2 separate regions of the Homo sapiens genome follow, and region 1 is linked to region 2. Evidence: chromatin loops called from intact Hi-C (ENCODE). Cell type or tissue: GM12878. All regions are shown on one strand. Links, peaks and the distances in the headings refer to the core of each region. The heading gives the core; the rest is flanking DNA. Region 1 has its middle 96 kb from the start of PCED1B. Region 2 has its middle 82 kb from the start of SCAF11.

Region 1 (2,910 bases), core at 128-2,627, 910 kb after region 2:
AAGAAGGAAAATGAGAATCCACCAGAATTGTAAAGGAAACTCCAGATCCTGGGAAGGCAAATGTGGGCAAACAGCCCCTGTGATGGCATCTGGCTAATAAGTGAGTGAAGCCCCACCACACAAAAGAGGCAGACAGCCTCCCTCTGTGACTCACCTTTCCAATGGGGATTTGAGTAACCAAGGCCAAAGGAGAGCACTTTGTTTCTCCCAAGCCCTGGAGCTAACTTGGGATGAAGATGGAGATGTTGTGAGGGAAAGACACTGGGAAAACCTGAAGCCATTTTATCAGACCTGGGAACAAGAGCAGGACGCCATGTTTTATCCTGGTGCATACAATGTCAGCCATTATTTGGCAATCCGGCAGGATGGCCTCACAGGTATTTTGGTCTCAGGCCAGAGATTGGAGTGCCTGCTCTGAAGTGGGGTAGGGGCCTCCACAGCCAGAACTGTGAAAATCACCTCAGCAGAAGGCATTAGAACTGTACTCTCCACTGTGGCAGGCCTGGGGCAGGAGAGCTGCTACAGCTGCAGTTTCTCCTGGACAATAAGACTTGCAGCTACAGCCAGCTTGGTAACATGGAACCAGTCTCCATGTGCTATTGTTGGGTGCCCCAGCCTGCTCTTCTGAGATTACAGTACAGTGGAGTCCTCTCTGATCCACACCCAGGCAAATCTCCAGGTATTCAGACCACCCTCTCACCTGGATCAGCCACCTGAACCCCTCCAGCCTTCCTGTGCATAGATTGTGCTGCAGTGAAGCCCTCTCCACTCCACGTGTAGGCAGATCTCCAGATATGTGGAGCAACTGCTTGCATGGACTAGCAGTCTCAGTCACCCCACCCTTCCTGTGCAGGGATCCTGTGTGGGTTATGGGGGAATGGGAGGAGGGGGAGTTCTACTTCACACCCAGGCAGATCTCCTGGCATTTGGAGCACTCACTCACCTGGAACAGCAGCTTCACTCCCTGCATTCTTCCTGTGCATAGACCATAGTGCAACTGGGCCATCTCGACTCTACACCCAGGCAGACCTTCAGGCATCCAAAGCACCTGCTTGCCTAGACTGGCAGGCTGAGCCACTCCACCCTTCCTGTGCAATTATCTGGGTGCATAGGGGCCCTCTTTGTTTCAAGCCCAGGCAGATCTCTAGGCTTCAGGAGCACCCAATCTTCTGGATTAGGACTTTAGCCCACCCCATCCCCATGCAGAGAACTTGGGGCCAAGGAGATTTCTCAGCTTCCTGCCTAAACACACTTCTGGGCACTTGGTGGCTGCCCACTGGATTCCCCATTGGCACTGGTACTTGTCCCTGCCATCAAGGGACTTGTAAATGGACCTGCCAGGTCCAGCCTTACACATCTTGCCCCCCACCCCACAGCGTTAAGGGAACTTGGACCACTGTTCACTCTAAGAATCAGCCTACTGCCTAAGGCAACAGAGAGCTTCTCTGTAAACAAAGATCAGGTATATAACCAGATCATTGGCCATAGGCAGCGCTTACAAAAAGCACCATCTACTGGCTTGTGGGTTGAACTGCACAGCCCAATATAAAATCTGCCAACAGAAGTGCCTAGGGATATAAAAGCAAAGTCAAAAGACCCTACCCAGCACTCTCTGCAGTCACACCCCAGGGAGTAAGGGAAAGGGAAAGAAGAAAGAAACAGTAATATCACAGGAGAAGAAGGAAAGAGAAAAAATCCTACCTGGAGGAAAATAGTTACAAAAATTATAACTACAGCATCTCCAGATGAGAAGGAACCAGTGCAAGAATTCTAGCACAACGAAAAATCTGAATGTAATAACACCACTAAAGGATCACACTAACGGCTCCAGCAATTGTCCGTAATGAATATGGAAACTAAGAAATGACAGAGGAAGAATTCAAAGCATGAATTGCAAAGAAGCTGAAGGAGATCTGAGCTAAGGTTGAAAATCAACACAAAGTAACTCCTAAAGCAATTCGGGAAATGCAGGAAGAGATAAACATCTTCAAAAGAAATCAATCATAACTTCTGGAATTTAAAAACTCACTTAAGGAATTTCAAAATACAATTGAACGATTTCTCAATGGACTGAACCAAGCAGAAGAATTTCAGAGCTTAAAGGCTAGTCTTTTGAACTAACTCAGTCAGACAAAAATAAAGAAAAATAATTTTTGAAAATGAAGAGTCTTTGAAAAATATGAGATAATTTAAAGTAACTAAACCTATAAATTATCACCATTCCTGAAAAAAACGGAGGAAAAGAAAACAACCTGGAAAATATATTTGAGGGAATAATTCAATATTGTTTTCCTAGTCTTGCTAGAGAAGCAAATATCCAGATATAAGAAATCTACAGAACACTTGTGAGATACTATGCAAAATGAACATCACCAAGGTGTATTGTAACCAGAATGTCCAAGGTCAACACCAAAGAAAAAATCTTAAAGGCAGCTAGAGAAAGAGGTCAGATCACATACAAAGGGACTAACAGCGGATGTCTCAACAGAAACCTCATAAGCCAGGGGTGATTCGCTGCCTATTTTTATCATTCTTAAAGAAAAGAAATTTCGGCCGGGCGCGGTGGCTCACGCTTGTAATCCCAGCACTTTGGGAGGCCGAGGCGGGCGGATCACGAGGTCAGGAGATACAGACCACGGTGAAACCCTGTCTCTACTGAAAATACAAAAAATTAGCCGGGCGTGGTGGCGGGCGCCTGTAGTCCCAGCTACTCGGAGAGGCTGAGGCAGGAGAATGGCGTGAACCCGGGAGGCGGAGCTTGCAGTGAGCCGAGATCGTGCCACTGCACTCCAGCCTGGGCGACAGAGACTCTGTCTCAAAAAAAAAAAAAAAAGAAAAGAAAAGAAATTTCAACCAAAAATAAATTTCATATCCTGCCAAATCAAGCTTCATAAGTGAACAAGAAATAAA
Region 2 (2,910 bases), core at 261-2,760:
CAGGCTCTTTGTGTCTCATGACTACATTCTGTGTATGGCTTCAGCTTCCTTTTCTCTACTTCTTTGATCACAGCCTGTCTGCTCCCCTCTGCCATTGTCCCAGCATTCTACCACTAACCAGTTCTTCCTCTTCCTGGACACTCTTTAAGCTCTCAACACTTATGCCTCACCACTGGTATCCCTACCTTAGAATTCTCCTCTCATTCAGTTCTTCCCACCCATTGATGCCATTCTCTAGAATGTGCTGCTTTTATCTTGGCACCAACTTTGAAGGCTCCCCAAGGACTAATGGATTAAATACAAGATCTTCAGTTAGGGCCTTCACAATGTAAACTCATTCTCTATGAGGCTCCAGAATGAATTCTTTACTTCATCCAATCAGGTCCCCTCAAAGTCTGTGATGAATTCAAGGGCACGCGTCTTACAGGGAAAAGGTTAGCAAATTTTTTCTATCAAGGGCCAGAGAGAAAATCTTTTGGGTTTTGTAGATCCTGTGGTCTCCGCTGCAGCTATTCAGTTCTGACACTGTGATACTAAAGCATCTGTAGACAATGTATAAACAAATCAGTTTGGCTGTGTCCCAGTAAAACCTTATTTATGGACTTGGACATTTCAATTTCATATAATTTTCATGCATCATGAAGTTTTATTCTTCTTTTGATTTTCTTCAATGACTTAAAATTGTAAATAGCAGTCTTAGCTCACGGACCATACAAAAATGGGAGGCAGGCTGGGTTTGACCCACAGGCCACACTTTGCCACTCTCTGTTCTAGGAGATCACTGGTCATGAGCTTTTGACTTGCTGTTGACTTGCCCTGACTTGCCACAGGGTGGCAAGAGCAGGCCCTCCTCTTCCCGTGATGGCATCCTTTGTCATGTGAGGTGCAGATCTGCCCAGCATCTGAGTCTCTAATTACCTACTTAGAAGAAGTTCCCCCGACTAACCCCACGGCCACGAGAAGGTGGAATACCATTCCCTGTGGCTGGAGCACTGGGCAAGGAGCAGATGGGGCCCTTTGGAGAAAAGGCAAGTCCAAGCTATTAACAACATGCATGACCTCCTCCTCCCACTAAGTCCCACTGGAGTCCTTCTGGGAACTAAAACCTCACAGCTAAATAGTCTCCTTTTAGTATTAGGTGGAGGCACCTGACCTGCAGATAAAGGTCACTGACACACACATTCCCTGGCAAGTCTTCAGATAGTGTTGGTAGTCGTGTCATTTGATAGGGACTCTGAACCTGCAGCTTAATGCTTCTATGGAGCCAGAGAGGTTTCCTGTCTGTCCACTGCTAAAGGGAGGCACTATTCACCTTCAGCTTCCTCCGTAAATTCCAGACCTAGAAGACAGCCCTCTGTGCCTTGCCTGAAAACCAGATACAAACACTTCTAAATCAGGAAGATTGGCGTGTCTCCAAGTTGCCTGAGAATTTCTTCAGGAGTGCTAGCAGGGGAAGGGACAATGTTGGAGGTGATGGGAAGAGAGTGTGCTGAGTTCGCCTTTTCAATTTTATCTTTTCTCCTGCAGTTGGATTGTTACCAATGAGACCTGGGAGGAAGCCAGGAGGCAAAGGCCCGGAACTCAGTGCTGAAGTTGCATGGCTGTCAATGGCCACTAGAGGATGCCAGAGCCCGAGATTGGGGAGCCCAAAAAGGCACCATCTCCTCCAACCGCCTGGAGAATTACTGGCAGCTAAGAAGTGAAAGCAATAGACAGGGTGGCAATAGACCATAAGGAAGTACTGTTCTGCCTGACCATGTGGAGGGGGACAAGCAGGATCTCAAAGTATCCAGAGCCTTAAGGCACAATGGACCAAGTAACTTCTTACTTTATCTAAGGGCAATGACTGAGGCAGGTAACTCATGGATCCGGGCTAGGAGTGAGAAGTGCTTTATGACTGCAGTGAAACACACAAATAAACTCCCTACCTCCATGAATTCTACATTAAAATCATTAAATAAATAACAGGAAGTGCTGGAGAGTAAAATAAAGAATAAGAAGTGGGGTAGGGTGTAGGGGCTTGAACAGTAGCCAAGACCATGTTCAGATGACAGCAGGTCAGAAAACAAAGGAAGGTAAAAAAAATGCTCCTTCTCAGCCCGCAGTGAAGAGCAGTGAGCTTAGCCACAGAGGTCTTGCCCACTGTGCTGTCTGCTTCTCCCAATGATAACCACCCCAATCTGCTTTTAGGAATTCTTCAAAGTAAAGAAAGTATGTGGAATCCAGAGGAAGATGGTCATTTGTTTAGGAAAACAAAATTATAAAATTGGTCTTGTTCCGGGTGCGGTGGCTCACGCCTGTAATCCTAGAACTTTGGGAGGCTGAGGTGGGTGGATCATGAGGTCAGAAGATCGAGATCATCCTGGCCAACATGGCGAAACCCCAGCCCTACTAAAAATACAAAAATTGGCTGGGTGTGGTGGTGCGCACCTGCAACCCCAGCTACTCGGGAGGCTGAGGCAGGAGAATCGCTTGAACCCAGGAGGCAGAGGCTGTAGTGAGTGGAGATCACACCACTGCACTCCAGCCTGGTGACAGAGAGAGACTCCGCCTCAAAAAAAAATTGGTCTTGTACCCTGGAAACTAGCATAAATTGTAAAAGGTTAATTACAATCAGTAATTAAAATCCAAGAAAATTTAAGTCAACATGGGTGAATTGGTTGAGTGCAGAGGGCAGTAAAATGTTGTTATGATTCTTAAGATTGTTTAGTGGATACAGATTCTGACTCATGCTAGACATTGTTAGAGCTGATCTTAAAAATATGAATGTTAAAATAATAAGGGAAACCACTAACAACAGGAATACACTGTATAATTTTTCAGCTGTTTGAGAAAAACACTAGTCCTAAAGGACTCGTGGGAAGGATGATGGCCCCCACCTCATTGGAGCCCAGGACTGAAGGAAGTGTC

What was found. Hi-C counts contacts between places; a loop is a spot of excess contacts. Peaks named below come from ENCODE experiments on the same cell type or tissue, not always from the same donor. Only the 100,000 strongest peaks of a DNase experiment are listed, where the experiment ranks them.
Region 1: a loop joins it to region 2, with 7 times the contacts of the local background. A loop is called at or near these places in 6 of 110 quality-filtered maps.

Annotation. Positions count from the first base shown.
Region 1 is chr12:46,982,656-46,985,565 of GRCh38, forward strand. No RefSeq gene overlaps it. Among named protein-coding and RNA genes, the nearest start is that of PCED1B, 96 kb to the right of the region's middle. In GM12878, for the core only: a CTCF peak has its summit at 1,516 (motif pointing left); a DNase peak (open chromatin) is centred at 1,456.
Region 2 is chr12:46,070,695-46,073,604 of GRCh38, forward strand. No RefSeq gene overlaps it. Among named protein-coding and RNA genes, the nearest start is that of SCAF11, 82 kb to the left of the region's middle. RefSeq lists enhancers at 348-1,547, 733-952, 1,744-1,793. In GM12878, for the core only: a CTCF peak has its summit at 1,608 (motif pointing right); a DNase peak (open chromatin) is centred at 1,637; H3K27ac peaks cover 241 bases.